3 separate regions of the Mus musculus genome follow, and regions 1 and 2 are each linked to region 3. The links are chromatin loops, found by intact Hi-C in ENCODE. Cell type or tissue: left cerebral cortex. All regions are shown on one strand. Region 1 overlaps 1700026D11Rik (RIKEN cDNA 1700026D11 gene). Region 2 has its middle 53 kb from the start of Gm46766. Region 3 overlaps Prokr2 (prokineticin receptor 2).

What was found. A loop is a pair of places that touch in the nucleus more often than their neighbours do. Peaks named below come from ENCODE experiments on the same cell type or tissue, not always from the same donor. Only the 100,000 strongest peaks of a DNase experiment are listed, where the experiment ranks them.
Region 1: a loop joins it to region 3, with 3.0 times the contacts of the local background. A loop is called at or near these places in 4 of 42 quality-filtered maps.
Region 2: it touches region 3 in a loop (2.2-fold over the local background); 5 of 42 quality-filtered maps call a loop at or near these places.

What each region holds. Positions count from the first base shown.
Region 1 is chr2:132,503,530-132,511,529 of GRCm38, forward strand. The region is part of intron 1 of 1700026D11Rik (RIKEN cDNA 1700026D11 gene); the gene reads left to right. Among named protein-coding and RNA genes, the nearest start is that of 1700026D11Rik, 17 kb to the left of the region's middle. In left cerebral cortex, no CTCF peak of the experiment used is centred here; DNase peaks (open chromatin) are centred at 3,822, 4,214 and 6,023; H3K27ac peaks cover 776 bases.
Region 2 is chr2:132,312,775-132,320,774 of GRCm38, forward strand. No RefSeq gene overlaps it. Among named protein-coding and RNA genes, the nearest start is that of Gm46766, 53 kb to the left of the region's middle. In left cerebral cortex, CTCF peaks have their summits at 1,454 (motif pointing left) and 3,411 (motif pointing right); a DNase peak (open chromatin) is centred at 3,446.
Region 3 is chr2:132,371,816-132,379,815 of GRCm38, forward strand. Prokr2 (prokineticin receptor 2) reads right to left here. Exons shown (of 3, transcript NM_144944.3): 3 at 1-2,275. The coding sequence ends at 1,579. Among named protein-coding and RNA genes, the nearest start is that of Prokr2, 9.6 kb to the right of the region's middle. In left cerebral cortex, no CTCF peak of the experiment used is centred here; DNase peaks (open chromatin) are centred at 3,481, 3,776, 5,793 and 7,160.

The DNA.
Region 1 (8,000 bases), 130 kb after region 3:
CTCAATAGTTAATGATAACACACAAGACCTGTGCAAGCCCAAGTCAGCCTAGAGCCAGTGGGGAGTGGGGAGCTAGGCACACAGCCCCTCCGTAGCTGTGAATAGATTGACAATTAGCTGGTAAAGAAAGTTAGGTTTTTCTAGAGTGTAACACTCGGTAAGTCAACCACTGTCCAGTGGAAGACTGCAGATTCAGGGATATTTGGAGCAGCAGAAATTGGTCTTGAAGGGTTTGGGTTGGGGAAGGGCATACATTTGGGTAATTAAGGAAGAGGGTGGAGCTAAGAAGAGTCGGAGTGAATATAATCAAAACCTTCTACAAAATTCCCAAAGCACTACTAAAAAGATAATGTATAAATATACACACACACATATATGCATATATATGTGTGTATGTGTATACATATATATGTTTTTATATTCTACCACACCTACTATTTTCTAGCCTTTACCATGTAGGCCTTTGCAGAAAACCACAGATCCAAGCTAGAATAGCACAAAAGTTAGAGCAAGTGCCAGCAAAATAATGAACAGTGTGCTCATACACTGGCTTAGGAAATGAAGTGCTGTCATTAGTCTCCAGGGTCTTTGTGTCCCTTCTTCACACCTAGGCAACTATTACCCTGAAGTTAGTGCTGGCAAGTCATTTGCTTTTCTTTATGTTCTACTACACACTGAGATATACTGAGAGAATTCATTGACCACTTCTGCACATCCTTGAAAGTTCCCTGTGGATGACTTGGCATTTCTTTGCTTAATGAGACACACTGAAGTATCTCAAGACTCTATGGGCTGTGAAGTAAGTATTTGTTCATTTCACAGTGTGAGTGAAGGCTAGTGGGGATGGGATACCCTTGTGCCCAGAATCCAGACTCCACAAGAGTGTTCCGCCGGCCTCTGATATCTCTGTATCCATGGATACCAAATATGTAGTTTTTGAGTGGCAAAGGGAGATACAAAGAGGTATCAGACCTAGCATGCAATCATATTAAGCTGTTGTTCCTCCTCCTCCTCCTTCTCTTCCTCTTCTTCCTCCTTCTCCTCCTTTGTCATGTCCACAAATCACATGGGGCAAAGGAAGTCATATAACCTAGCTAAGGACAAATTATATGTAAGTTTATTCATTTTCATCAACATAAGGTTTTTAAAAATTATGTTTATGTGTTTAGCTGTTGTGTCTTGAATATGTCTGTGCACCCCAGGCCTGCAGTGTCATCTGTGGAGGCCAGGAGTTAGATCCTCTGAAACTGGAGTTACAAATGGTTTTGAGCCACTGTGTGGGTGCTGGGAATCAAATTCTGGTCCTCTAGAAGGGCAGCCAGACACAACATATAATATTATACTGATATCACTACACTACAATATAATTCTCCTTTCTCTCAACAAACACATGGTTTTAGGTTTTGCTAATTAAGAGAATATTGTTTTGACAGAATCGTGTGACTATCCTCCTTAGCACATATGCAAGAATTGCCATAGACTGTATAACTACCTAGTACAATTAATTACCCAAACTTTGGAAATAGAAAGGTGATTTGTGTGACATCTTTCCAAGAATACTTTTATTTTAACTAAGTACACTTGAAGGACATTTCACTGTTATATAATGAGACATTAATCTAGTATTTTCAGTTGATTGAGCTAACATTGCAATAGCTCTCTAACACCAATTTTAGAATATTTTCATTACTCAAATTAAAACCTGGAAGGTTTTTGGTAAAAATGGGATTCAAGAGAGAGACCAAGAGGCTGGAGAGATGGCTCAGCGGTTAAGAGCACTGACTGCTCTTCTGAAGGTCCTGAGTTTAAATCCCAGAAACCACATGGTGGCTCACAACCATCCTTAATGAGATCTGACGCCCTCTTCTGGTGTGTGTGAAGACAGCTACAGTATACTTAGATTTAATAATGAATAAATCTTTAGGCCAGAGTGAGTGGGGCCGACCGGAGTGGGCAACCTTTGTTTCCAGCAAATAAATCTTAAAAGAGAGAGAGAGAAACCAAGTAGATTGTCTTTCATTGGGAAAAAAAAGAGATTTATTTGAACATCCTTTATATGTAAAACACACCTTTAATCCTAGCAGGTAGATTTCTAGGAGTTCAAGGCCAGGGTGACCCATGTAGTATAGGGTTACATGGTGAGACCCTGTAAAGAAGTATGACAACTGGGTCAATGTGGTCTGAAGTAAAGGTCCCAGCCCTGCTGAGGCAAGTATCTCCTGTTCTTTCAGGGTCCCTTGTGAAGGAGGGAAATGGTGGTGCCATGGAATTAGGACCTGAGATCAGCCAGAATCACCTACCTAGACCAAGGGATACTGTGTTTTCTTATGTTTATGGCTGAGGTAGGTGTTTGGAAAGTGACAAGGAAATTCCAAGATAAGGGACATCTGGAAGAGCAATGGGCCTAGTTAATACATGACATAATTGTGGCAACTTGTCCTGCCTGTAACCTTGTCCATTTAGGGCTTTGCGGGGAAGGCTCGCTCCTTTGGGGATTGAGGATGAGGACAAGTTTCATGACGTGATGTGACGTGACGTGACAGTACCCATTAACCATTACTCTCTGTTCCCCATGACCCTCTGAGGATTAGGCAACTGATCTGCTTTGTTCTATAGGTTTGCCAGTTTTAACATTACCCACAGAGAGAGTGACGTAGGCTTCTGTGACTGGGTTTTCACCTTAAAGGTTTTCTTTCTTTGACCTTGTTGAATCATGCATCAAAACAGCATTCCTTTATCCACGCAAAACGTTCTGCTGTCTCTGTGTCTGAGAACTTAGTCATTTATCAGCTGATGAGCATGTTTTGCCGTGAATGAATCTGCTCTGAACAGTTGGTGTGAAGGTTCCTACTGGTATGTGTCTGCGTTTCTCTTGAGCATCTCTGGGACTGTAATTTTGGGGTCAAAATGTAATCCTGCATTTACTCTTTTGGAGAACTGCCCAAGGTTTTATAAAGTACCTGCTCCTTACTGTAATCCCAGCACTCAGGAGGCAGAACAAGGAAGACCATGAGTTCAAAGCCATTCTAAGAGCTAAAACACGCCAATTTACATCCCCATTAGCAATACATGAGTTTCACTGTCCCTTGGTCATTGCTCGCCCTAAATGGGCACACAGCAGCATCCCATTTTGCTTTTCCTTGCATGTTATTTTGTTAAGCATGGCCTGACGCTCTTTTCCATTTCTGCACACCATAACACCTAGATCTCACTGCTGAGGATCTCAGCAGACATGTCAAGAATGCAGAGCTAAAGTTTTCACCATCTCTTATTTATGTGTCTGTATGTGTAGGTGCAATACATATTAGTACATGCGGAGTCATACCAACATTTCATGCAACATCACCAAGGAGACACATGGATTAAAGACATGAAAAGATTGGACCCCACACACAAGCTGAAATGGTGGAAATAAATAGGGACCGACGAGTGGCTCAGTGGGTAACGCACCTGCAGCACAGGCCGGACAGCCTGGGTTTCATCTCACATAAAGGTGGGAGCGGAGAACCGACTCCACAAAACTGTCCTCTGACCTTTGTGCTTGGGCACACACACATCATAGCCAATAAGAATTTTTATTATAAAAAGAGAAGCTACAAAAGGATCTGCAAACCCAAAGGCCTCCAAGGAAACAAGCCTCTTCACTTGCATGCGTTTTCATCCCAGACCTCTGTCTTGTCCTGACGCGTCAGACCAGCACAACCGCAAACCCCCAAGGAACTGCTAGGCGGATGGGTTTGCTCTCGAGAATGCGTACAGCGAGAGAAGTGGAAACTTTCCGTTTAAGGCACATTCCTTTCATTCCAAGAAACGGGACTGATGATGATAGGCATGTCTGTGACTTGGGGACAAGGAGCTCTTCAGGTGAAGCTGCAGGCGACGGAGTCCAGTCAGTGAAATCAAGCGACTGCAGACTGAGCGACTTGAAAACCAGCTGTGCACCTCCAGCCTGGCCAGCCCAGGGGAGCCACCAGTGGCCTTTCAAGCCGTCCATTTGATATGCTTTTTTTCCTGTTGCTATCACTGGGCGTTCCCTTTTTACAGTCGCCACCTTGAGCGCACCACGGCCTTGTGCTCCAACTCAGCCCATCTGTGAGTCAGAAGATTCTGGTTTTCAGGCCAGCCTTGGGATCCAACAAGGTGCTGAAAGCCTCGTCCCATCTGTTCCCACCCCTGCCCTTCCCACCTTCCCTCCCTCACCCCCACACTCTCTCATCTGAGAGGTGCTTGTAAGTTCCAATTTTGAAACAGCCATGGCAGTCATCCCACGAAAACTCCTGCAGTTTATTTTTAAAAAAACTAAAATATTCATCTAACAGAAGGAAACATAATCACTTCCTCTCACCCATGATAGACTTGACAATAAGTAAAATAAAACAATCTTTAAAATTAAAACCCCTTTCTCTCCTATTTAAATGGCATGTTTTATTTCTCCCAACCAGAGCAGTGGCATGGTTGACCCACATCTGTTTCTAGTAGGTTGAGACCATAAAGGCTCTTAGCAAACTTAGTTAGCAATACAAAGGGCTTCCAAACGCTGAGTTCAGATGAGCCCCTGCTTCCACACAGTCAGTTCCTGCATCTACATCTTTTTAACTGACCGTCTAGGGTCGGGGAGCATGAGGGAGGGATGCTGAAATTGCCTCTGACCAGCTCACACTTTCACCGTTAAACAGAAGCCAAGAGAGAGCGGGCTCCGGCATCTACCGTATCTCTTCCTACACAGTGTAAGCAGAGAATGCCAGGTAAGTGGCAATTCTCAATTTTCACGTGATCAAAATAAGAAACATGCCCACACGACCTCACTTCTGTTAACTTTTTAAAAATTAGGTTTATTTCTTGTGTGTTTGAGCTGCATATGGGTATATGCACCCCATGTGTGCTTAGTGACTGTGGAGATCAGAAGAGGGCATTGTATCCCTGGAACAGGAATTATTGATGGCATTGAGCCACCACATGGGCACTAGGAATTGAATCAGGGTTCTCTGTGAGAGCAGCAAGTGCTCTTAACCACTGATCCAGCCTGGTTGCCCACTTCTACTGACTTTAAAATGTTAATAGCAGATTTTTTGCAGGGCTGGGCGTGGTGACATACTCCTTTAATCCCAGAACTGAAAGAAGAGACAGACAGATATCTGTGAGTTTGAGGCCAGCCTGATCTAGGTAGTGAATTACAAGATAGCCAGAGCTACATAGTGAGATCCTGTCTCAAAAAAAAGAAAAAAGATAAAAAAAGTTTTGTATGGAGCTGGGGAGACAGCTCAGTGGTTAAGAGCACAGAGTGAAGCCATAGGGTTGGGGCTGACTTAGTTTTGTTTTTCAGTATCCAACGTTCATGGGTTAAGTTCTGAAAATGTTCAGATTGTAAGGCACTCTTCTGGTGTGTCTGAAGACAGAGACAGTGTACTCACATAAAATAAACAAGTTTTTTTTTAAGATTTATTTATTTTATTTATATGAGTACACTGGGAGTTGCTGGGACTTGAACTCAGGACCTCTGGAAGAGGTTGGTGCTCTTAACCGCTGAGCCATCTCTTCAGCCCAATAAGTAATTCTTAAAAAAAACAAAACAAAACAAAACAAAAAACAACAACAACAAAAAAAAAAAAAACCCCAATTCCTAAAGCCTGTGATGCAATTGTGACATCAAAGCAGTACCTGCCCATGTCTGGCTGATTTCATACAACTATCACCCTTTTAATGTCTTCTCTTGAGTGACTGAATGTTGAAGGGGAACAAGGTAGACAGCGTCTTGGGAATCCATTTCCCTCACCATAGACTCTATCAATTGATTCTAAAAGTCTTGGTCACCTCAAATCAAACATCTCAGACTGCTTTCGTTTGCCCGCTCGCTGCTGTTTAGTGTTCAAGGGTGAGCTAATAGGAAACTTAAATTTCACTTCCTGCTTCCTCCGCCTCCAGGCTGTCAGAGAATTCATGCAGGGCTTGGCTTGCCTTGTGTTTCCTTGGATTGTGGCAAAGAACAGCACTGCCACCTACTACACAAAGCCAACGAGCTGTCCCTGAAAGCTGGGTCACATGAGCCTCTCTGGCATCTGCTACACGCAGTGATGTACTCATTGGTTTGAAAGGCTCAAAATCCACACGAGCTTTCTTTTTGTTTCGTCCTTTGCTACAGTTGTTCCACGGTAAACAACCAGGCCATTTGGAGCTGTTTTGTGTGAAGTATATTTCTGCCATACAGATATGTTGGCTCCCACAAAAAGATGGTTTCTCTTGATTTCATATAAGATGCAGTCAGAAACTCTGCTGTGAACATGACTGTGACTCATAAAATTGAGTTTGGGGAGGAGTGATCAATGACCAACAGTGGCCCATGCTACCACCCACAGGTGGCGTTCAAGCTCTATATGAGCTTCCTGTTCTCCTAAATCAGGTTGAGCATTCTCCTCTTCTCTGAAAGGCAGCATTGCTGCTGGTCCCCTGGGGCTGCTTATCTCCAGGGAAGCTCTAACATGGGATGCTTGGTCCCTCTCTGCTGAAGCTGCCCCAGGTATGCAGCTGGCCTGAGGCTAGAGGCATGTGCCATCACATTCATTTTTGGTGGTGCTGGGGTCAAACCCAGGGCCTCAGATATGCTAAGTATCACTTTACCAACTGAGCTACAAACCCAGCCTCCTATATTGATTTGACGACTGTACTTTGTATAATTAATGGGGTAGACAATGCTCCATCAAGACATCTTATGTCACCAGGTGAAATATCCAGTGTCAGGAATCGGTTACATGTAGTTGAGTTGTTGACTAAGGGGACCTCATAGAGCCTCCCAAACAACTCAAGCTATTGTCAAGGCTGTTAGTTACTCCTCACAAACTTACCATGAGATGTATTGCTGAAGACAACACATACCTCATCAAACACAAAAAACGCCAAGCTGGTCCCCAAGTAGAGGCTTCACTTTCTACTGACTAGGGTTCGTGGCACTGGTACTTTGAACATTGTCAGAGGAGAATGATATCCACTGACCCAACTACAAACCTACACAGTGACCTACCTAAAAGATAGTCTTAGTGCAACAGGAAACTATCCAACCACTAATTGTGAGGCTAACCAGCCACTCTGATTGGATTTAAAGCCCACTCAAGAAGATGGAGCCCATGTCTGACACTACTAGAGTGGCCAAGAACCTGAGATGGATAGATCGTGGTTCTGGTATTTCTGTTAAAGGAACATCGCAGTCAAAACGACTCCTAATATCATCCTGTTACAACCACAGATCACTCTCCTCACTCAGCCACCTTCATAGAAGCTGCTTCTTGCAGTAGATAGAACCTAACATGGAGACCCAAAACTGGACAACGTGTAGGGAGTGAGAGACTGGAGTGCCCAAGCCTAAATAGGATGTCTTCATCAAACCCCTTCCTTTAAGGCTCGGGGTTCTTTGTGGAAGAGAAGATAGAAAGATAAGAGCCAGAAAGGACGGAGGACACCAAGAAACAGTGGTTTTCAGACACAGCAGGACTGCACACCTATGAACTCAGAGAGACTGTGGCAGTACAAACTGAGCCTACACAGGTCCAAGCCAGACAGGGTGCCAGTACTGAGTGGCAGAAGTGGACACAGGTTCCCACCACTAACCAAGAAACTACCTGCAATTGATATCTACTTGCAAAGGAAAAATTAGTTTTCTCCAGTGGAGCATCACTGAGTGCACCCAGGTGGGCCCCATGCCAAGCGTAGTTGGCCAACACAAAACCAACTCAACGGTGTTTTCGGAGAAGCTTTTTCTTTTAACTCATTTTGCTAGGTTTGGGCTTTGGAGGTGGTTTTTGTTGTTTTTGTTTTTCTGTTTGTTTTATTGGTGTTTTGTTTGTTTCAATTTTTGGTTTTTTGTTTGTTTCTTGGGCTCTTTGTTTTTTAAAGAGACAAAGGGTGTGGAGTAGGGAGGTGGAACAGTAGGGAGAACCTGGGGGGAGTTGGGGGAGGAAAACTTAGAATGTGAAGAAATATGGAAAAAAATGTAATCTTAGGAAATACAA
Region 2 (8,000 bases), 59 kb before region 3:
GCTGCCCCCCCCCAACCCCCTGCTGGGACATCCCCAGGATGCTCTGATGTGACCCTTCTGGTGTAGTGATGCTCTTCAGGCCAGTGGGGGCCCCTGGTATAGAGTGATGCCCATCTCTGGTACCTCTGCCAACTCCTTCCTGTACCTCAGACTTGATTTTTCTTGCAGAATTAAGTGTCGAGAATGTTTCTCACCCGTCTCCTGTCTCTCCTTTAGCCTCCTGGCCTTCCTTTGCCCCAAATTTCTCTTCTTTATTTTTCAGAAGACAGACTGTTCCCCGAGTCCCCCTACTGCTGTGCTGGCCTTTGTCTAGATATATGTTTATCCTTTTGGAGTTTCCCATCCTGTCTGTAGTTGCATGTATGCAAGTGCATTAGAGGGGCTGTGCATGGGGCTATGCTTGCTAAGAGGCAGCTGTGCCCTCCTGTACATTCAAGGGTTCCCTCACCAAGGCTGCCATGGTTTACCATGGTGGTCACTATGCAGAGGACCCAAGCAGGAGCTCTGTGGATGCCAGGTGCTCTCCCAGGGAGAAAGAGGGGAGCCACAGGACAGAGAGGGGGAATAGGACAGAGAGAGAGCATAAGAAGAGAGGGGGGCATAGGATGCAGAGGGGGCATAGGACAGAGGGACATAGGAGGCAGAGGGGTCATAGGACAGTGAGGGGGGCATAGGACAGAGGGACATAGGATGCAGAGGGGTCATAGGACAGTGAGGGGGGCATAGGACAGAGGCGGGCATAGGATAAAGAGGGGGTATAGGACAGAGGGGCGTAAGACCGAGAGGGGGTCGATAGGACAGAGAGGGGGCGTTGGACGGAGAGGGGGCCATAGGACAGAGGGGGCCATAGGACAGGGGGCATAGGACAGAGAGGGGTCCATAGGACAGAGGAGCATAAGATGGGAGGGGAGGCATAGGACAGAGGGGGCCATAGGACAGGGGGCATAGGACAGAGAGGGGTCCATAGGACAGGAGCATAAGATGGGAGGGGAGGCATAGGATAGAGGGGGCCATAGGACAGGGGGCATAGGACAGAGAGGGGGCCATAGGACAGAGGGGGGTCATAGAACAGAGGGGATGGCATAGGGCAGAGAGGGGTTCTCTTGGCACAAGCACAGGAAAGCAGATGGTGTCTGAAAAAGCATTAAGGTTAAGTGTGGTGCTTGCTGGTAGTCAAGACACCTGGGGGGGGGGGTGAGGAGCAGAGGATGATGAGTCTGAGGTGGTTCCTGGCTGAGTGGGACACCCTGTCTCTAAAGGTCATGGAATGTTAAACATCCAGTTTCCTATAGAAATGTTTCAGGCTGGCGAGATGGCTCAGCAGGTGAGAGCACTGACTGCTCTTCCAAAGGTCCTGAGTTCAATTCCCAGCAACCACACGGTGGCTCACAACCATCCGTAATGAGATCTGATGCCCTCTTCTGGTGCGTCTGAGGACAGCAACAATATACTTGGATATAATAATAAATAAATCTTAAAAAAGAAAAAGAATGTTTCTTTTGTACTTTTTCTGCTTCATTACCAGGCTGCATCGGAGCCTTGATTGGGGGCTCTCCTCTCAGAGGCCGCCCCACAGTTCCTGGAGAGGTCATTTGGACGTGGACGCCTTTTTTCTGGAAAGCTGTCCTCTCCCTTTCCTTCCTAACACTGCCACCATCTTTAGTTCATTCATAATTTTGTGTTGTTCTAAAACTTTTTTTAATCATACAGATTTCTTTAAAGTCACAGACTATACAAATTGGTCCTACTAAGCTTAAGGCAGAGTGTCTTCAGATGGCGTATATCCAGCACTTAGACGCTTCCACAGAAGGTGTTTATTTTTCCATTTAAAGATCTATTATTAGCTTGTTTACAAGTAATGTCAAGGGTTTGAGGTTGGGTCTTTTTATGTCATCGACACTAAAGGTTTTGTTTAAATATTAAATCTTGCCCAATTATTTAAGTAGAAAGAGGGGGAAAAAAAAACCATGAATGGCTGTCAAGGAATCACTCACCCCACAGGTGCAGACCTTTCACAGTGTGACAAAGGGAGGGACTTCAGCATGTCTGTGTGCTGCCTGTCAAATGGTCACCTGTACTCAGCACAAGCTGTCTGTCTATCTAGCTACCTGCCCATCTGATTTATCTGTATCAGTCACTTTTCTGTTTGTTATGATAAGACACCATGAGAACAGCAACTTGTAGATGAAGAATTCATTTGGGCTTACAGTTGCAGAGGGGTAAGAAAGAGTCCAGGATGGAGGGGCGGCAGCAGGCGGCAGCCATGGTGGCTGGAGCAGAAGCTAATGGCTCACAAGCACAAGGCAGAGACAGGGAATTGGTAATGGTGTGTGGCTTTGAAACCTTTTAGCCCACCGTAGTGACAGACTTCCTCCACTAGGGCCACACCTAAACCGTACTAACCGGGGACCGAGTGTTCAAACATCCGAGTCCATGGTGGGTGGTTCTCATTCAGATCACCACACTGTCCGTCATCTAGTATGTATGTATGTATGTATGTATGTATGTAAGCATGTATGTATCCACCCAACTACATATCAGTTATTTATCTACCTACTTACCTATCATCTACCTATCCACCTACCTATCATCTATTTATCTATCTATTGTCCGACCTATCTATCTAATTATTATTTATCTATGTACGTGCCTACTTAACCTACCTATCATCTGTGTACCCTCTTACCTATCATACATTATCCATCTGCCTGCCTGCCTGCCTACGTTCTTACCTAAAAAGGTATCTGATTCTCCAAAGTAAGAAGACACCCAGAAAGCCAAGTAGAGAGAACCAGAGGGACCTGCTGGGGTGAGAAGTCGGGTTACACGATTGAATTTGGTTAGTGGATAGATGAGTGTTTATAGCAATAAAAGAAGTGTTTTGTTTTGTATGGAGTCCTCGATACACAGAAGAATTCTTGAGAAGTGGCCACCTTTAATCCTGACTATTTGTAAAGGAGAATGGCCTGGGGGTACATGCCAGGTCGTCTATCTCTGAGCTACATTCTCATTTCCTATACGATTTTTATACACATGTACAATTTTATAATATGTGCAATTTTGAGAGGCCCTGTAGTAGATTGGAGAACAAGAAATGCCTCCCTTCTGCCTCTGCCTGCCCCATCTTCCATTTGATGGAAATGCTGTCCCTGGTCTCTGCAGTTTGAGAGGCCTGAGTAAAACTCAGTTCCTATATGCATGCATGAGTGTTACAGCAATTAATGAAAAAAAAAAAAAGACCACACATTTGAAAGAGAGCAAGAGGTGGTATACGGGAGGGTTTGGAGTGAGAAAAGGGAAGGGGAAATGATGTGAGTATCTAAAAAAAACCATAACAGTAATAACAATAAACTCCAAACCAGCCAACCAAATCAAAACTGCAGTACTCTTTGCAGTCAGGCAGTGCTGCCAAAAGCCCAGGAGAGGGCAGCAGTGAACCAGGAGTCAGGCTCAAGCGCTCCAGCTCAGGACACAGTTGAGTAAGATCCAGGCCCAACCTCACTGTTTTCTTCTGCGTTGATGAGACTGCTCAACCACTTAGCCTCCTCTGCATGAAGCAGAGGTAGCTGAGAAAATATGCAAAGCCCTGCTCCAGTTGCTAGCAGCCGATAGTCACTGGCCAGAAGCTTCTGTTTGTCATGGGATCAGCGTGGTCTGAGGAGTGAATGCCTTTCTATGCAAAAGAAAGAACTGGCCTCAGTATTCCAGGGAAATTGGTGCTGTATTGCAACTGTTTGCACCCAGAAGGAATGTTTTGTCTCGGGAACAGAGAGGAGGGCAGGCTATAACTACCAGAGCTGACTTAGCTCAGGCAGCCTAGGGCGCATTAGGATGCCACCTGAACATCTCATGGCCTTGTTCCGATTCCCAGCCAGTGCTGGGCCTCCCTCACAGATCTCCTTGCACACCTGTAGAGGTGGAATGGCTTGTCCTTTCTGTTTCAGTTGGGGGATTGCTGACTGGCTGTGTGGCACTGGGCAGGTTACTAGCCCTGTCTGTGCTACCCCTTCTTCAGTGTAAAATGAGTAATGCAGTGTCTACCTGCATTAGTTATATTTCCTCATGGTATAATGCAGAGGCTCTCAACCTCCCTACTGCTGTGACCCTGTAATACAGTTCCTCATTGTGGTGGTTTGAAGAGGTTTGGATCCATAGATTCATGTGTTTCAATATTTGGCCAAGAGATTGGCACTATTAAGAGGTATGGCCTTGGGCTGGAGAGATGGCTCAGCGGTTAAGAGCACTGACTGTTCTTCCAGAGGTCCTGAATTCAATTCCCAGCAACTACATGGTGGCTCACAACCATCTGTAAAGGGATCTGATGCCCTCTTCTGGTGTGTCTAAAGATGGCTACAGTTTATTCGTCATATATATATATATATATATATATATATATATATAAAATAAAAATTAAAAAAAAGAGAGGTATGGCCTTAGCCAGGCAGTGGTGGCACACGACTTTAATCCTAGCACTTAGGAGGCAAAGGCAGGCAGATTTCTGAGTTCAAGACCAGCCTGGTCTACAGAGTGAGTTCCAGGACAGCCAGGGTTTATACAGAGAAATCTGTCTCAAAAAAAAAAAAAAAAAAAAAAAAAAGGTGTGGCCTTGTTGGAGTGGGTGTGGCCTTGCTGGTGGAAGTGTGTCACAGTATAGACAGTCTTTGAGGTCTCATAAATAAGTTCAAGCTACACCCAGTGCACAACAGAGTCTCCCCTGGCTGCCTGAGGAAGACAGTCTCTTCTACTGCCTTCTGATGAAGATGTAGAACTCTCAGCTCCTCCAGCACCAAGTTTGCCTGCATGCTGCCATGCTTCCTACCATGATGATAGTGAACTAAACTTCTGAGACTGTAAGCCAGCCCCAGTTAAATGTTTGCTTTTGTCTAACTAAGGAAGTGAAAGATCTGTATGACAAGAACTTCATGTCTCTGAAGAAAGAAATTAAAGAAGATCTCAGAAGATGGAAAGATCTCCATGCTCATGGATCGGCAGGATCAATATAGTAAAAATGGCTATCTTGCCAAAAGCAATCTACAGATTCAATGCAATCCCCATCAAAATTCCAACTCAATTCTTCAACGAATTAGAAAGGGCAATCGGCAGATTCATCTGGAATAACAAAAAACCTAGGATAGCAAAAACTCTTCTCAAGGATAAAAGAACCTCTGGTGGAATCACCATGCCCGACCTAAAACTGTACTACAGAGCAATTGTGATAAAAACTGCATGGTACTGGTATAGCGACAGACAAGTAGACCAATGGAACAGAATTGAAGACCCAGAGATGAACCCACACACCTATGGTCACTTGATCTTTGACAAGGGAGCTAAAACCATCCAGTGGAAAAAAGACAGCATTTTCAACAAATGGTGCTGGCACAACTGGCTGTTATCATGTAGAAGATTGCGAATTGATCCATTCCTATCTCCTTGTACTAAGGTCAAATCTAAGTGGATTAAGGAACTCCACATAAAACCAGAGAAACTGAAATTTATAGAGGAGAAAGTAGGGAAAAGCCTCGAAGATATGGGTACAGGGGAAAAATTCCTGAATAGAACAGCAATGGCTTGTGCTGTAAGATCGAGAATCGATAAATGGGACCTCATAAAATTGCAAAGCTTCTGCAAGGCAAAAGACACCGTCAATAAGATAAAAAGACCACCAACAGATTGGGAAAGGATCTTTACCTATCCCAAATCGGACAGGGGACTAATATCCAATATATATAAAGAACTCAAGAAGGTAGACTCCATAAAATCAAATAACCCCATTAAAAATGGGGCTCAGAACTGAAAAAGGTTTCTCACCTGAGGAATACCGAATGGCAGAGAAGCACCTGAAAAAATGTTCAACATCCTTAGTCATCAGGGAAATGCAAATCAAAACAACCCTGAGATTCCACCTCACACCAGTCAGAATGGCTAAGATGAAAAATTCAGGTGACAGCAGATGCTGGCGAGGATGTGGAGAAAGAGGAACACTCCTCCATTGTTGGTGGGATTGCAAGCTTGTACAACCACTCTGGAAATCAGTCTGGTGGTTCCTCAGAAAATTGGACATAGTACTACTGGAAGATCCAGCAATACCTCTTCTGGGCATATATCCAGAAGATGCCCCAACCGGTAAGAAGGACACATGCTCCAGTATGTTCATAGCAGCCTTATTTATAATAGCCAGAAGCTGGAAAGAACCCAGATGCCCCTCAACAGAGGAATGGATACAGAAAATGTGGTACATTTACACAATGGAGTACTACTCAGCTATTTAAAAGAATGAATTTATGAAATTCCTAGGCAAATGGATGGACCTGGAGGGCATCATCCTGAGTGAGGTAACCCAATCACAAAGGAACTCTCACAATATGTACTCACTGATAAGTGGATATTAGCCCAGAAACTTAGGATACCCAAGATATAAGATACAATTTGCTAAACACATTAAACTCAAGAGAACGAAGACCAAAGTGTGGACACTTTGCCCCTTCTTAGAATAGGAAACAAAACACCCATGGAAGGAGTTACAGAGACAAAATTTGGAAGTGTGACGAAAGGATGGACCATCTAATGATTGCCATATCCAGAGATCCATCCCATGATCAGCTTCCAAACGCTGACACCATTGCATACACTAGCAAGATTTTGCTGAAAGGACCCAGATATAGCTGTCTCTTGTGAGACTATGCCGGGGCCTAGCAAACACAGAAGTGGATGCTCACAGTCAGCTATTGAATGGACCACAGGGCCCCCAATGGAGGAACTAGAGAAAGCACCCAAGGAACTAAAGGGAACTGCAACCCTATAGGTGGAACAACAATATGAACTAAGCAGTACCCTGGAGCTCTTGTCTCTAGCTGCATATGTATCAAAAGATGGCCTAGTTGGCCATCACTGCAAAGAGAGGCCCATTGGACTTGCAAACTTTATATGCCCCAGTACAGGGGAACGCCAGGGCCAAAAAGGGGGAGAGGGTGGGTAGGGGAGTGGGGGTGGGTGGGTATGGGGGACTTTTGGTATAGCATTGGAAATGTAAATGAGCTGAATACCTAATAAAAAATGAAAAAAAAAAAAAGAGTTGCCTTGGTCATGGTGTCTCTTCTCAGCAATAGAAACCCTCAGACACTCATGCTGTGGTGACCCCCAACAAGAAAATTACTTCACTGGTACTTCATAACTGTCATTTTTGCTACTGTTATAAATCATAATGTCAGTATCTGATATACAGGGACTAAGGGGGTCGCGACCCACAGGTTGAGAACCACTGGATAGTGAGCACTCAGGTGCTCATGTGTGTTACTTACATCTCCTGTTGCTGTGACCAAATACCCCACAAAGGCGGTGTAAGGAAGGAGGGGTTTATTTGGGTTCATAGCTTTAAGGGATCCATCCCTGGTACGGAAGACATGGCAGCCACAGTATAGCCATTTGCTCTCTGATGTGACAAGACAGGAGGCAGCAGTACCTCATGTCTTGTTAGGTCAGGAGGCAGAGACTGGGACCAGAAGTAGGTGTGGGACATAACCCTCAAAGGCCCATTCCCATGCCCAGCATGGACAGACCATGGCCCAAAAGTTACCTGATCTTTCTAAATAGTGCCACCAGTTAGGGACAAGGCACTCAAAGTACAAGCCTTTGGGGGACACTCCACGTTCAAAGCATAGCACTACTCCATGAAGTTATAGGGATTAAACACACTTCTGCGTGTACAAAGCTCATCTAACTTCTGGCACCCAGTAAGTTTCCATAAACACTAGCTATATGTCAATTTCATAAAGCTGGCCAGCTGTGGGTGGTGGCTTCTACCTGTAGTCACCGTGCTTAAGAGACTGAGAAAGCAGGAGCATGCTGAGTGCTAGGCTAGCCTGATGATGCTGAGTTCTGGGCCAGCCTGGGCTACAGAGTAAGACTGTCTCAAATACTCAAAAGCCAAAGCCACTGCCTCCAGCAAAGCGCTGGGTATGTAACCTTTTGCTCCTTTGGCCTCTGTGGAGCACTTGGCCTTT
Region 3 (8,000 bases):
TGGTTTCTGGTTAAATCTAAATGAAAGGAGGATGATATGTTTAAATACAAGAAGGAGGCAAATTCTGTTGACATGTGAAGGGTACAGTGTCTACTGGAGAGGTTATTTGTGTCCTGGACAGAATAATGGTTCTCCTGTGTTTAAGAAGGTCTTCCTTAGTAACTGAGTTTAAGGGAGGGATACATATGGGGCTGTGAAGGAGGAAGAAAATACCTATCTAGCTAACCTGATCAACCCTAGTATTCAGTAGATGACATAATAATACAAGTGAATTCAGTCCTGGGGTCCACCAGTGCTTTGTTGGGAAGACTGTCTAAGACCACAGGGATGCTGAGGGTATGGGCATTGACTCTATCTTCTTGATTGCACTCTGTGACAGGGAGACCTTTATGCCTCACTATAGATACGCTACTTCAAAGATGAGTTTAGTGGTCTCTGATTCAAAGAAGAGGGATGAAAAGTGTGGAGCTGTTTCTCCATTCCAAACTCCCTCTAATGAGCTTTTCACGACCTCATTCTTCACAAAGGAAGAGGTGAAAATCACATCCACACCATGACTTCGCCGGGCTGATGTTCCTAATGATCCGTTTTCATTATTTCCATTTCATTACAGTGGAGACACACAGAGATGAGTCCTGGGGTTAGGACTTTTACCCGGATCTTTGGATCTCAAGTAGAGTTCCTTTTGTAAGTCGGAGTATGTTCTAGAAAATTGTCCAAATCATAGCAAATGGACAGATTATACTCATTGCCACTGGAAACCTCGGCTCTTTCTGTGTCCTCTTCCTCCAAGACCCCAGAGCCCTGAAATGCTTGGCATTAAAGTTATCCAGAACTGGATACATTTCTTGTGTCAGGAGCCTCCCATCTTTGCCCTATGGGCTTGATGAGATTTGATACATCTGTGGTAAAGCCTGTCCCCTTATTTTTCCTCATTTGAAATTACATCATTGCAGATAAGTACAGAATATCTAAGGAGATAACTGGTGTGGAGTGGGGAAAGTCAGTATACTATATGGACCCTCTTCCTATGAGGCCTTGGTCTCCCTATTGATGGAGTTATCCTTACATTTCTAGTATGTCTAGGTGCTTTATTCTATTGCCTTTGACAGTTCTGTGCAGAAAAGATACAGAATGAAAGAATATGTAGCATGACTCTGGCTAGTCATTTGTGACTTCTTTCTAGTGACCTGGATGGATGGATGGATGGATGGATAGATAGATAGATAGATAGAGCTGAATAACTCCAAATAGCTTCTATCATTTTTTGGGGGGGTAACTTGTTTTTGCACATAGCAGGTAATTCTCACATGTCAGCTCTTGTCCTTGAATAATTGGTTGGTGTGGTTTGCAGACAGAAGCATTCAGTCCACATCACTTGTTACTATTTGTGTCTGCCTTCTAAGATGTTATGCAGACATCAGTTGTGCTGTATGTTATTACATAGAAGCGTCCTGATACATTAGAGCAGGAGAACGTGAATACAGCCGTATCTTTCCATGTAGCTTGTGAGTGGTTGATGGTGTGTGATTTACTGAGTACCGAATGTTAAATTTTTCCTTGGGCAACACCTGAAGGCTACTTTAGTCTGATACAATCCACCTCTTCAGTGGCAGGCACCCCGCTGGTTTTGAGGTCGAGGTCAGCGCTGGACTTACTCCCGTAGTGAGAGGGCCGCCAGTGGAGCCGCAGCATCTTCTTGAAGTATTTCATGGTGTTGTTCTTGACCGTCACGAAGCATATAGTATTGATCATGCTGTTGCTCATGGCAATGCACTCCACGACGTAGAAGGCGGTGAGGTAGTGCTTCTCCTTCACAACTACCGTGGGGAAGAAGTCTCGCACTATGGTAAAGCCATAGAACGGCGCCCAGCACAGCACGTAGGCTGTGAGGATGCCCATGAGCAGTAGCACTGTCTTGCGGCGGCAACGCAGCCGCTTGCGGATTTGCTCCGTCTGGAAGCCAGGTACAGCCTTGAACCAGAGCTCTTGGGAGATCCTGGCATAGCACAGGGTCATAGTGACCACGGGACCCACGAACTCAAGCCCGAAGACGAAGAGGAAGTAGGATTTGTAGTAGAGCTGCTGGTCCACCGACCAGATCTGACCACAGAAGATTTTTTCTTGATTCTTGACGATAACGAGGATGGTTTCTGTGGTGAAGTAGGCAGATGGGACAGCGATGAGGATGGAGACCATCCAGACCAAAGCGATCAGGAAGGAAGCGGTCTGATAATTCATCCGTGGTTTCAAAGGGTGGACAATAGCGAGGTATCTGAAGGGAGAGGGAAGCCAGCAGTGATGGTTATATTTCGAAGCACGATTGCTTTTTAACCAGCCCGGAGAGCTGGAACCGCACAGTGAATCCCCAGCTGCCTCCGACCCAGGTTTAAGCAGCATTAGCTCACTAACAGCCCCACTTGGCTTTTAGAGCACTGATTTAATGGAAACAGCTTCTGGGTTAAAGCAATGGCTGTTCTCCCTTGCCTGACATAGGGACCAGGGAATTACCTTTCTCTCTGAGATTTATTTCTCTGAATACAACCCAAGACATTTGTTATACTACAGCCAGTATAAGCCTATCCCTGTCTAGCTTACAAATGAATGAGACTCAGACTATGGTTATTTTATTTGGCTTTGACAATGCTGGGGGTGGGCTGGGGTGATGGTAACCCCTAATCTACTTTTCTAACTGCTGACCCAGCTGCAACCCCAGCAGTGTATGTGTACCCCAAATACTTGCTGTTTCTCCTGGTCACGTGGTCCATCTCCTCTCATGGTGGCTTCCCCCTCCTGCATCCTTCTCTCTCTCTCCTCCTGCCCCCGCTAACCAGGTAACTCAACCTGCCTATCTCTAACCCCTTCAGTAATTGTCTGTAGCCATTTTTATTTAGCCAGTAGTTTTCAATTAAGGAACAGGTTTGCACAATAAAAGCGGGTAAATATAAGAACTCACTCGTAGGCCCAGACCTTCAGGTACAGATTTTAGCATTAGATTTCATAGCTATAGACCAAACCTCAACAGTCTGTGACCATTCAACATAGTAAGGATATACTTGTGTGAGTATTTTTCAGTAGATACACACACTCATCTGTTCAGGATACTGTTATACTTTTAAGTTTTCAATCTTGCCACCCTGCCCACAAACATGGTACTCCTAAAGTTCTTATTCCAAATCTCTCATGATTTAAGGTGAAAGAAAAGCTGTGTAGCTCAAAGGGAGGTGTGGACACTGCTCGAGCTTCCTCTTCCGCCCCGCCCCGGCTCCTAGATGTCAGCCTGCATTATGGAGGCGGTGGGATTAAGTGGGATTTAGGACTCTAGTAAGAAATAAGCAACATGCCCAGGTTCATGGCCAGCAGATAACAGAGTGGAGCCTCCTGATACAAAGCGTTCACATCCACCTCCCCGTGCCATTTCACACTGAAGAGAAAGTGCGTGACGAAGGCATCTCTTTGGAGTACCTTAAAGCGTTACTCCTGTTCTTTTTAAGGAGTCATACTACTCGAGACAGATGAAGCCTGAAGCCTTCGTGGAAAATGAGCTCACTTGTGTGGGTTGCTTCCAGAGAGATGGAATGATAGCTATTTAGATATTTGGGTCCTGGGATAATTTCTGTGTATTATGTCGGGGGTGGGAGAGGCAAGAAGGGTGGTGGGGGAGGGTGGAGGAAGAGAAGAGGCGTGAGAGGTAGATAAGAGACAAATTGTCCTGGAAATGAGTGTGTGGGCCAAAAGCAGGAAGTATACTGAAAAATACTCAGGCAAGTACATCCTTGCTATGTTTAATGTTCACAAACTGTTTGAGCCAAGAGCGGGAAGCCTCCAGTAGAAAACTGTCTGACTTCTTTTCTAACCAAACTCTTTGATCACCTTTCCAAAACAATGGCGTGACTTAGAATCCCTCTGCCATGCTACTGTTCTCTGTCCCTTGCAGTATTTCTGTTATCTTGTCCCATCTGTACCTGCTTGCTGGTGTCTCTCCAGTGGATTCCATACTTGAGGCTTCAGGCTATGGGGGAGAAAGCTGGACTCATCCCAGCCATGGGGGCTCCCTGCTGGGCGTTACCCAGAAGCCTCTGGGGCTTTCCACCTCTCTGTGTGACCAGGCTAGGAGGACGAGCACAGCAGTGCCGGAGAGGTGAACAGATGGGCAGGGCAGCCTCACCACTTGACTAAGACATCTCACTGTCACTGTCTCTCTGTGATAACTGGACAAATTGTTTCCTGTTGCCTTTATAATAAAAGGGATACTTGCAATGCTACCACTGTGCCAGTACAGTGTTGGGGGTCAGAAGTCTGACATGGTTTCACTGGGTAATCTTGGGTGCCAGCAAGTGGCACTTTTTAGGGGTTCCAAGGACAACCTGATGGGGGGGGGCTTTTGTTTGGGTTTTGTTGTTGTTTGCATCTCTAATTTTTTGAGAACTGCCTATATTTCTTGGTTCATAACCTCTCCTTCTTTCAAAGCCAGCAATGGCCAGTGGAGTCTTTCTCTCACAGGCCTATTATGACATTCTGCCCACCTTCAGGTAAGATCCTTTGCCACTCATTGGTTCTATTTTAAATGATTGGCAACCATAGCTCCTTGGATTACCTTGCTCCTCCTTAGGATGCAGCGCAGCACAGTCATGGGCTTCGGGGATTTGGGTGCAGGTATCTTTGATGGGCATTCATTACTCTGTGTATTCTACTAAATCCAAAGTCTTTAGAGACTATAAAACAAATTCAGGACTTAAAACTGCTCTCAATCTGGTCCTGTCATCACAGTGTATCAATAACTCACAGTATGTCAATAACTCAGTTTACCAAAAACTAATACAATGTACCAATAACTAGTACTCACAGTACACTAATAACTCACAGTGTATCAATAACTCACAGTGTACCAATAACTAATACTCACAGTATATCAATAACTCACAGTATAACAATAATTCAGAGTATATCAACAACTCAGTGTACTAATGACTCATAGTATATCAATAACTGAAATATCCCAACAACTCATGGTATATCAATAACTCACAGTATATCAATAACTCACAGTGTCCCAATAACTCACAGTATATCAATAACTTATAGTATATCAATAACTCACAGTATATCAATAACTTATAGTATATCAATAACTCACAGTATATCAATAACTCACAGTGTATCAATAACTCTCAGTGTATCAATAACTCATAGTATACCAATAATTAATGCAAAAAACTTCACATTTCTGCTAATTTTGTTGTCATTCCCCATCCCCACCCTCATCACCTTTTTCTTGGGTGGCCTGGAACTTAACTGTTGTAGATTAGGCTAACCTTAAACACACACACACACACACACACACACACACACACACACACACACTGATAATCTGCCTGGCTATCCTTAACTCTTACAGTCAAACACTTTGTCATCCAATACATCTTTCTTACTCAGAGGACATTCCAAAATTCATTGTTAACATCAAGTAAATCAGAAAGACAAGAGTACTGACTTGGAAGGTGTTGGGCAGGTCTGTTTCCAGACTGCACACTTGGATAAATAACTTAGGCTCCAGAGACTCAGTCTCTGCATCTGTGAAGTGGGGATAATAATGACTTAATTGACAATCTGTCAGGATTTGTGTCAGCTTCCAAGAAGGTAAACATCCATAATGTATGACGGGGCTATAGTACTTTGCGTATGCTGATTGTTTCCCATGAGTCATTTGTTGGCAAGAGAGACATCTGCAAGTCTCTGTGGCCAACTGTCTGCTTGAGAGTGTATGCATGCTTTTGAGGTCAATGGACCTCAGCTCTCTGCAACTAGAAATAGCACCTCCTCTGCAGGAGGATAGTCTCTGGCTCAGCTTCCACAGACAGCATGTGGTGGCCCTTCTGGAGTTTCTGCATGGCAGAGCAGGCATGTTTGAAAAAACAGTGGATGGGAATGCACAGGGAGACTGGGGCTTCTGTAGGAGCCCAGGCTATGCATGGGCTGGTGCTTAAGCCCCACTGGGTGGCTGCTCCCTTATACTAAACACCCTCCCTTGAAATGATGAGCACTGAGATATTGCAGTGTTGGAGGTCAGAAGTCTGACAAGGTGGGGACCGGCAGCTGGCATGTCTTTTGGAGATTCTTAGGGGAGGACCTGTGTCGGGGGAGGGCAGTGGCTAATAAGTCTCTTCTAACTCACAAGAAACTTAAATTGTTTCTCTATCTGAGATGACTAAAAATAGGATCCCAGGAAACACCACCCAGGATGGCCCCAGTAAGAAAGACCCATTTTCTAAAATGAGCACCATCAGGGAAGGGTAGGATGTCTGACCCATCTTCCTGATATTTTAGGGCCCAGTGATGGCAAGAGGGGAAACTTATTAGGGCACTGCTCTAAGGCCCGAGGTCCCATGTGCTGCTTTAATCTGTGAGCCTCACAGAACCCCAGCGCCTACCCAAGAGCTCCTCTGTGCTTGTCAGATGTGCTCCACTGGGAGCACTCCAGGAAGCCCATGAAGCTTCCCCTCCATTTAGCTCCTCTAGCAGGCATGGCGGGTATAAGCTTCCTGCCGGAGCTAAGTCTAGATTACGGCTGTGTGCCTGTTCTCCCAGTGCCCAGCAGCCTAAGGCAGGAGAACCAGAGTTCAACGTCATGCTGGACTACATAAGCGAGACCCTTGCCTCTGTTGAAAAACTAGCATTTACAAGTCACCATATGTTTATTATTCCCAATGTTTGATAATTCCTAGTTTTTACATGAAAAAAAAAAAGCTTTTGAGTTCAAAAATTACATCTTCTACAGCTTGTATTTCTACGTTTCATAGCCTGGGGACAGCATAGCCACAAACCTGTGGCAGTCGTGGCAGATGCTGCCATACCTCCTCCAGCCTCCTTTCTCTTATCCTTGAGTATATTCTCCCCTATAGGCCTCTGCCTTTACATTTCAGCACATGCTCTCCCATTCCCCTCTGCTCTCACCACTTTGGTACACACTCCCCCACTCCTCTTTTGCTGCATCAGCATATGTGTGTGCACTCTAGCATGACGATACCTGCCTCTTTGTTTGTTTGTCTGAGGGTTTTCTCTGGTTTTCAGAGTCCTCGTGGCTTCCTGTGCAGTATTTTCGAGAAGCCCTCTACAGTGACTTGTAAGAGCCATATACAAACAACTCAGCTCCCTCCTCCCGCGCCTGGGAGAACTCCGAGCTGTGATCTACACTTACTCCAAGGATTTCTTAGCAGCACTTGCCCACGGAGGCTTTAGTAGTGTATTTCCTGTCCCCTACTTCTCATTTCCCACTCAGTACTTCCTGCACATGGATCCCTGCACAAGTCCGAGGATATGAAGGAAAAACACAAACTAAGACATAGGTGTCTTAGTGTAGAGGCAGAAATACCAGAGATATGATGATTGTCTTAAAATACACAGATGGGGACTTCTATATCTTTATACCCAATATGAATTGGAGGGTCATGCTGGCATAGACGGCAGTGCTAGACTCAGGATTTATATCCAGTGACATTGGGACTTCTGGAGATTTCATAAGCAAAGGAATATCTTAGGAAAAGCCAGCAATAGTGATTCTCAGATGCTTCGTATGGCTAAGCATGGGTTTTAGGGTGCAGTTAGAAGCCCCTGGGGAGCAAGAGACAGGTCAACAGAGCACCAGAGTGTCCATCATGAGTTGCCAAGTGGCAAAGCTCAAGGGACAGGTACTGGGTTTAATCAGAGCTGGACATAAGGGATGGGGTCAGTGGGTGAGGGACAGGGAGAAAGGCGGAGAATGATGGTCACTTTCCTGTTTGGGTCACTGGGAGCAGGGTGAGGGGGCATGGCGGGTGGGGTGTGAAGGCTTCATGGGGAACAGTTGGCTGGGGTGAAATGGAACCTCTGCTGTCTGTGCCAGGTGACTGCTTCCTAAACAGCGCTAGCATCACAAACCACAAGGCAGCAAGATTGATATCACAGACACAGCTTACAGGGGACAAGGTGTGAGGATAGCAATCACTCTCCTTTCAGCAAGC